2 separate regions of the Homo sapiens genome follow, and region 2 is linked to region 1. Evidence: chromatin contacts called from ENCODE Hi-C or POLR2A ChIA-PET data. All regions are on one chromosome and are shown on one strand. Each heading gives the region's core, a stretch centred on a gene start or an enhancer-like site at or near the end of the contact. The rest is flanking DNA. Distances are from core to core; before and after follow the strand shown.

Region 1 (3,825 bases), core at 862-3,361:
ATATGTAAGAATGCGCTGGGTTCCTTAGCACTTAATGCAGGCAAAAGTCTAAGACTTAAATGGTAAGTACATTTAGCAGGTAAATGTTTAGATAAATGATTACTTGTAGTTTTATTTTTCCAACTCTTTCGGATCAGAAACAAACCAACAAATCAGATCAACTACTGATCAGATGCAATTGCGTAAATTATACTCTACTACTTTTGTGTTGGGATGGTAGAGAATAAACATGAGGTGAATAGGATTCCCACATTAATCCTTTATTGAGGTTAAAATTCCTTGGGGATAATTCCTTTCTACATTACTACAGTATACAACTATAGAAAAAGAACAAGAACACTAACTCTGAACCACAACCAATTCTGGCAAACAAACCATTCACCCCTTTTCAAATAATACTGCATTATCTCCAGTATTAGTAATACTAATAGATATAGAAATATTCAGAAATTCCATGTTTCAAAAGTTGTAGTGGCCATAGAAAAATTATTCCTTCCTTTCACATCATTACAGCTAAAAAGCCAACTAACCTAAGATGGATTTAGTTATCTGAGATGGAATATTGACATGATTAGTCAAGATAGCAAATCTGGAGTCTGAATGACAGACACTACTTGATTTCGGTTTTAATGCCTCAGATCCATTCTATCCTTCCAATTTTCCTACGTTAGCTGACTCTGGGCAAAAGTGAAGAAAGAAGGAGCTAAAGAGAGAGCACTGTCTAGAATATACATTTATTTGTCTTACAAGTTCGCAGGTAAATTAGAGATAGCTTGAATGTACCAAATGAGGTTAAAAAAAAAAAAGAGTACTCACTATATAGAGGGCAATGTCCTAAATTATATTCTTCGATTAGTAATTCAAGAAGATTGGCTTTTTATAATTAATGTGAAAAGACATGTGAAACCATGGAAATTTGGATAATTTTCTTGGCCAATCATCCTCAATACATGGAGATCATGAGGTGTTTAGTGGCAAGTACTTGGGCCCTCTTCATAAACTCTGTGACAGTGGCAAGGGTAAGACAGACCTATTCTTAGGTCCGTGTGAATTAAACTGGTTGTGGTTCTTGTTGAATTCTGAGAAGAAATGAGGAATGCTTCCAGTCACTTTGCAAATAACTCTATCATGATCAAGTTACTCCCATGGGATGGTGCTACAAAATCAATACATAGTTCATGGTTTTCAGCAATTAGCAATTGAATTAATTCTTCTACTCATCAAGAATTCTTGGTGGTGTCATTAACTTTAGTGAGAAATTAAAAGAACACATTGTAGCAACCAAATACTGATACATTACTACTATGATCGTGTTCATCTTGTGCTTCCCACTGACTGTGCAATTCTGCTGCTGCATCCAAAATTAAAACACTGGGTTGCTTTATTCTAGTACAGCCTCATGGAAATCGGCTCTCTTTCAAATCTTTAAAGTAGAATACGGGTCTCACCTGCCACCATCTGACTTTACCGATCTTCTGGAGGATGCATTTCTTATATTCTGCCAAACCCACTAGTAATTACACTATAACTTCTTACTATGGGTTGTATTTAGTTGCTCCTTTAATTTCTGCAACATGAAGAACTGGTCAGGATCTTTCCTTCCACCATGATAAATGACAATATAATTTTGTTAAGAGACAGCATTGGTTGGTTGCATGGTAGACTCCGCATCTGTGGAAATCACTGTACATCTTATCTCAGTTAGTAAGAAGCTAGAGTATGGTAAGATGGTACAGCTCTGCAACACAGCACAAGGATTTCATGGGTCATTTCTTTAAAAACCTGCATAATACCTAATGGTGTAAATGAAAAATACATTTTTGATAATCCATACATTCAACAAATGTCCTAGTCTCAGGCATTTATTTAGATGAGTTAGAAAACCCACAAGTTATTTAGACATAGCATCCTTCTGTTCAGTGTTTTCTATTTCACTTGCTTCAAGAACGGAAAAAAATCCCACTTATTCTCAGAATGAAGAAGCAGGCTGGCTGACACCAACTTCGATATGCTCCAAGCAAACTACTGAAATACAGAATCTGCTCAGGCTTCCGCTTAGTGGTTCCGGTTAACAGTTTATCTGAAGTGCGTGGGTGTGAACTTATAACACTTCCTATTGTTCAGCATGGGGTGTGTGTGCCTCTGTCTCTAATAAGATCACCTCACCCTTTACCAAAAGGTCCTGTATCAGGGCAGAGGGGTGGGGAAGATGTTGGTGAACAGGCTGTCAACACAATTCTTTATTGTGAATAAATCCTATCTCAGATTAGAGCAGTATAAACCAGAAAGTAATGTTCTTCCCTACCTTTCAACTGAGAACACAGAACCACAGCAATTTGGTGTCCTCACCTTGAAGGAGTTAAGCCCCTGCTTTGAGAGATAAACCTTTTCATGTCATACAGCTCGAAAGTTCATTCAAAACGGGGCTAGACTTTCCTAAATCCTTATCCAAAATATTACAGACTATTCATGTGTCATTAGGTCCTAAAAATACAGATAAATGGGCACTTCAGAGGCTATCTGACTTGGATACTCCCGAGCCATGAAGGGAATAAGGATACTTCCAATTCCCGAACTTGAGAGAACAAGACAGCTCCCACGCACCGTTCACAGGGCCATATACCTTTATTCTAAACAAACTAATACACTGTCAAAAACCTGCCGGATTAAGCTTTTCAACTCTCCTCCCTACTGTGGTCTGAGTGTTCCAAGTCTTTTTCTAAACCTCACTCCTAGGCTTGAAGATAGATTAGCTATAAAGGACGATCAGCCAACAGGTAGAAAACAGAAGTGAGTATGATGTGGTCTATGTGAATTATGTCCTCATAAAAGCCCTTAAAGACCAACTTATAAAACGTTACTCACCCAGCCTGCTATCATAGATTCAAACCAGAACTTTTCTTTTATTAATTAAACATACTAAAACTACACAATGTTTTTCGCATGGGTCCTCCTCATAACTCTGTGACAGGTGCGAGGGTAAGACAGACCCTTGCAAGTTGGTTTAATAGTCTGATCACTAATACCCATGAGATCCCTTTTGGGGAGATACCTTCCCACAGAGAACTTGGGGCAAAGAAACTGAAAAGTCTCTGGCAAGGCAAAGGACAAGTTAAGTCAGAGGATACATGGTGATGCACGGACTTCTAGACTTAACTATTTAAGTCAGCACAGCTTTGATTAAAGATAAACTGGAGTTGGCCCAGCGCAATGGCTCACGCTTGTAATCCCAGCACTTCAGGAAGCCAAGGCAGGCAGATTGCTTGAGGTCAGGAGTTCGAGACTAGCCTGGCCAACATGATAAAACCCTGTCTCTACAAAAATGCGTGGTGGTGGGCACCTGTAATCCCTGCTACTTGGGAGGCTGAGTCAGGAGAATTGCTTAAACCTGAGAGGCGGAAGCTGCAGCGATCTGAGATCATGCCACTGCGCCCCAGCCTGGGTGACAGAGCGAGACTCCGTCTCAAAAAAAATAAAAAAAATAAACTGGAGTCATAAAACATTTACATACAGAGGATTCTCCGCATTAAAATGAGACATTTTTAGTCTGGATGACTGCTAAGTGGCCTGAAAGGTGTGGGAATATAATGTGCTTTGGGTTTGACTGAGGCACAACTCTCAGGGTGGCGGCTGGCACAGCTCAGCCTGGGTCCCACTGCACTTGCCACTCCACTCAGGACCGACTCTGGGGAGGTGAATAAAAACTGTGTCTTTGTGGATAAAACAGCCATTAAATAAAAGATGGAACTTTAAGGAAAGCTTCTCAACTTTAGTTAACTTCAGATGTGAAGACATGAATAGTAAATAGGCAGTATGACCAAAAAT
Region 2 (3,824 bases), core at 1,313-3,812, 170 kb after region 1:
AGCCTAAAGAAAGCTCAACTGTACAACAGCAATAACCACCTGCACACAAAATCGACCAGCCGCATAAAACCTTCCAACTGATGTCTACACTCTGCAACAGAGATATATACACATGAAATAGACTTATCCAGGACTACAGAGCTCCTAAAAGGTAAACCTTGAAAAATTGACCACAAAATAAACCTGAAGTCTAGAAACTTCTCAATCATGTCATAATATAAAGTAGAACAAACAAAAACAACAGCTCTTTCTAAAAGTCTTTAACTCATTACATTTCCAAATCAGCACAATAATGTCTTACTGGTAAACTTGATGGTCTTTCTTGCTGTATTAAGTTCAAGTCTTCATGGTTAGGTTTTCCGGGGGCCAGAGGAGGTTGAGATCTAGTTCCATAGCCTTCCTGAGACATGTCCTAAAAAAAAACACAAACACAAAGCACTTCATAAATATCTCAATGAGTTATAAGCTTCTTCAGTAACTAAAATTAAACAAAAGCTTGGCTGGGCACAGTGGCTCATGCCTGTAATCCCAGCACTTCGGGAGATCAAGGCAGGCAGATCGCTTGAGCCCAGGAGTTCAAGACCAGCCTGGGCAATGTAGGGAGACTCCATCTCTACAAAAATAATAAAAAATTAGCCGAGTGTGGTGGTGCAGCTACTTGGGAGGCTGAGGTGGGAGGATAGCTTGAGCCTGGAGGTGGAGGCTGCAGTGAACTTTGACTGCACCGCTGCACTCCAGCCTGGGTGACAGAGCGAGACCCTGTGTCAAACAAAACAGAACAAAACAAAACAAAAGCTTATCACAACCAACAACTGTTACATTTTAGCAGGCATATAAATATGTTATGGCTATAATTTAATACATTATCAGAAGCAAAAATTTTAAAAAGCAGTGAATAACAGCAGAAATATAAACTATATATATATATATATATATATATATATATATATATATATATATATATAATTAACAACTAAATTTATTATGAGACCATACCAAGTACTGTATTTGAGTTTTGCAGGAAGAAGACTAGTTCATAAAAACAGGGAGGGAGGTCAGCTGTAGCCAAACCAAACTGTCTTTAAACCCAGAGTGAACCCAGAGCAAACCAAAAGCTCCCTGGATTGTTGAATTCCGATTTTGGTCAAACTGCCTTTAATATTACCTCAAAAAGTTGAAATAACTAACGAAAACCTTACTATCAACTATATCTTAACAGGTCCTCTCAATTACCCACATAACAGCGTAAATCGTTATTAAGCTCATAGGATCCTGAGGTTTCTATAAAACCAATAAACACGCATATATAGAACTCCATATGTTCATGGGGCATAGTTTTCAGAGAACCATCATAAAGAATAAAACAACAGTGGGGAACAAAACACACCCAAAAAACCTGAATAGGCACAATAAACTTATAATTAACACGGCCTTTCTGGCATCTTGTCAAACACTCTTCCAAGAGGTATTCTGCATGGTTTCAGCATTGTGCTGAAATAATTAGCATATATAACCCAAATACCACACCACACCACATTTACTGTATACCAGATCTCTAGCTACCTGTGTATGCTCAGCTACTAAACATTCTACCATCGTTTCCCCCTGAAGTCAAACAGCAGGACAGAATTGTTAAATACTTATTATAGCATGTCTCAATTGGCACTGAAAGTTGAAGAACCAGTTTCTAATTGAAGAGAAAAAAAGAATGGAAAATATTGCTTTAAAATAAAATTATCTCCCTTCCCTTGTCAGTTCAAATATGTGTTGGTATTAAAGAAACATCATATACAAGTTCTACTTCTGTTAAGTCCCTGGAATATTGCTTTAAAAATTAATGTTTATTACTTGAAATCCTATAAAAAGCTTCTGCTGTCCCACCCCTTTCTTGCACACTTAAAATTACATGGCTTCTTAAGCCAGGAAACTTTGGAGCAATAGCTGGTACCACCAAGTACACAAGCTGTACAAACTGGATTTAACCAGCCTAGTGTTGGTGCGACCTGCTTTTCAACACGCTCTGAAATACAGGAGCGTGCCAATAATTCCAGCTTTTCACATGTAGCCCTTCTTCCCTTTAAATACATCTCCACCAAAAAAACAAACAAACAAAAAACAAACAAAAAAAGCCTCAGATATTTAACCTCTACTAGTAATGTACCCAGTTCATATCATATTTTTCTAAGAGAATTCAATGCTATTTGTCTAGGTTTTTATTTGATAACAATAAGGTGAGAGTAAGCACAGGCAATCCAAGGACACTTACAGAGTGGCTCTGCAATCTGGTTGCCAGCAGAGGGTGACAATTAAGCTTGTGGGGCACAAAAGCAAAGGCTGAAAGATTATGACCACTCTCCCCACCACCTTCCCCCTCAAACACCACGTTTCTTCCAGATTCTAGATTTCCACTTGTCACACAGACTTCCCGCTGGGTGCCCTGCAGGTTCCTTTCCATAAACAGCATGGATTTCAAATCAAGCAGGGCACAAGGCCTCTATTCAGGGGCCTTCACCCTGTTACAAAAAAGCACAAAGGTGCAGGACAGCCTCACAATGGGCAAACAAATGAGCAGGCCCCGCCTCCTCCTCCAACACACGTGCACACAGTGTCTGCCCAATGCCTACTTTTTTTTTTTTAAAGTAAACTTCAGCTAGGAAATAGTAACAGGCTCAAAAGTCCTATGCATATTACCCTTTTATGTTTCTTTTTATTTTCTCTTCTTCGCTCAATGAACTGCTTTCTAAAGAGGCTGAAAAAGATCATTACAACTATAGTGGATAAACATTTCAATTTAGACATCGTCCCCCTAAAATAAGCAACACAGACTAACAGACTATGAAAGCTATCAGAAAAATGTATTGTGGCCTTATATTTCACTCTTTAAGGCTTTAAAAGTTCAAAATAATTAGATGCCACCAAAATCTCAAATACTATTCCTAACCACAAGAAGCTTTCAGCTATTAAGTACAGTTGGAAATAAAATCAAAACAAAATTTAGTGAGAACTATTGAAAAGGAAACGTGTTCTGCCTCAGCTTATGTTTGAACATAAGTATTAATTTAATAAGGGAGCACATAGAAAAGGTGCCAAGTTTAAACCTAGAACAATCAACAACTACATATAACTTACAGTGGGACTATAAAGTCTGTTTGGCTGTTTTAATAATGATATAAAAATATTCCATAAGAAACTTGAGCTTTTTCATCTTAAAAAGCTATATTTATTTTTTGGTACATACTTATTTTCATCTCAAGAAGAGCAAATACACAGTAAAAAGGCAATGACAGTATCAGAAAATAAAGAATATGTTCAGCATCATATTTTATAAACAAAGAAGCACAGCTTTACACTTTAAAACATTACTGCCATCTTTGGTTATTTGTAAGTTTAAGCAGCCAGTGAACACCAGTGTGTAAACCAATATACACATATAAATAATTACATTTATCTGCTGTATAGAATGCCATATTGTGGTAATACTGCAATGCACAAGAACCAGGCAATGGAAATGAGGTTTCCCCTTTCAGAATTCATCAGTACTGTTTTTCTACATCTCACTCACAATCTTTTAACCATTGATGGACTCTGGCCTTAACCTTCTTTATGTTACGAGTCAAAGGTTAAAGGGAAACTGACTCACAAACAAAGGTGTGAAAAAAGTTTAGCGTAGTAGTAATTACACATTTGTTTCAGAAATTTTCAGTTTGGTATTTCTTCACCCCGCCCCCCCCCTTTTTTTTTTTTTTAAGAAACAAGGTCTCGATCTGTGGCTCAGCCTAATCATAGCTCACTGTAGCCTCTAACTCCCAGGCTCAAGCAATTCT

Evidence for each region. A loop is a pair of places that touch in the nucleus more often than their neighbours do. ChIA-PET counts read pairs that join two places held with the same protein, here RNA polymerase II (POLR2A). Pooled maps may share reads with other maps.
Region 2: a loop to region 1 is called in a pooled map, with 4 times the contacts of the local background. The contact joins two enhancer-like sites. A Hi-C loop is called at or near these places in 3 of 50 pooled maps. POLR2A ChIA-PET finds 5 or more read pairs at or near these places in 3 of 52 experiments (WTC11, activated CD8-positive, alpha-beta memory T cell and activated T-cell).

Annotation. Positions count from the first base shown.
Region 1 is chr6:157,098,622-157,102,446 of GRCh38, reverse strand. The region is part of intron 5 of ARID1B (AT-rich interaction domain 1B); the gene reads right to left. Among named protein-coding and RNA genes, the nearest start is that of TMEM242, 220 kb to the left of the region's middle. Within about 2 kb of position 2,111, at least 5 of the 41 ENCODE cell types and tissues checked have a DNase peak (open chromatin) inside an H3K27ac peak, as active enhancers do.
Region 2 is chr6:156,932,054-156,935,877 of GRCh38, reverse strand. ARID1B (AT-rich interaction domain 1B) reads right to left here. Exons shown (of 20, transcript NM_001374828.1): 4 at 302-412. Among named protein-coding and RNA genes, the nearest start is that of MIR4466, 150 kb to the right of the region's middle. Within about 2 kb of position 2,562, at least 11 of the 41 ENCODE cell types and tissues checked have a DNase peak (open chromatin) inside an H3K27ac peak, as active enhancers do.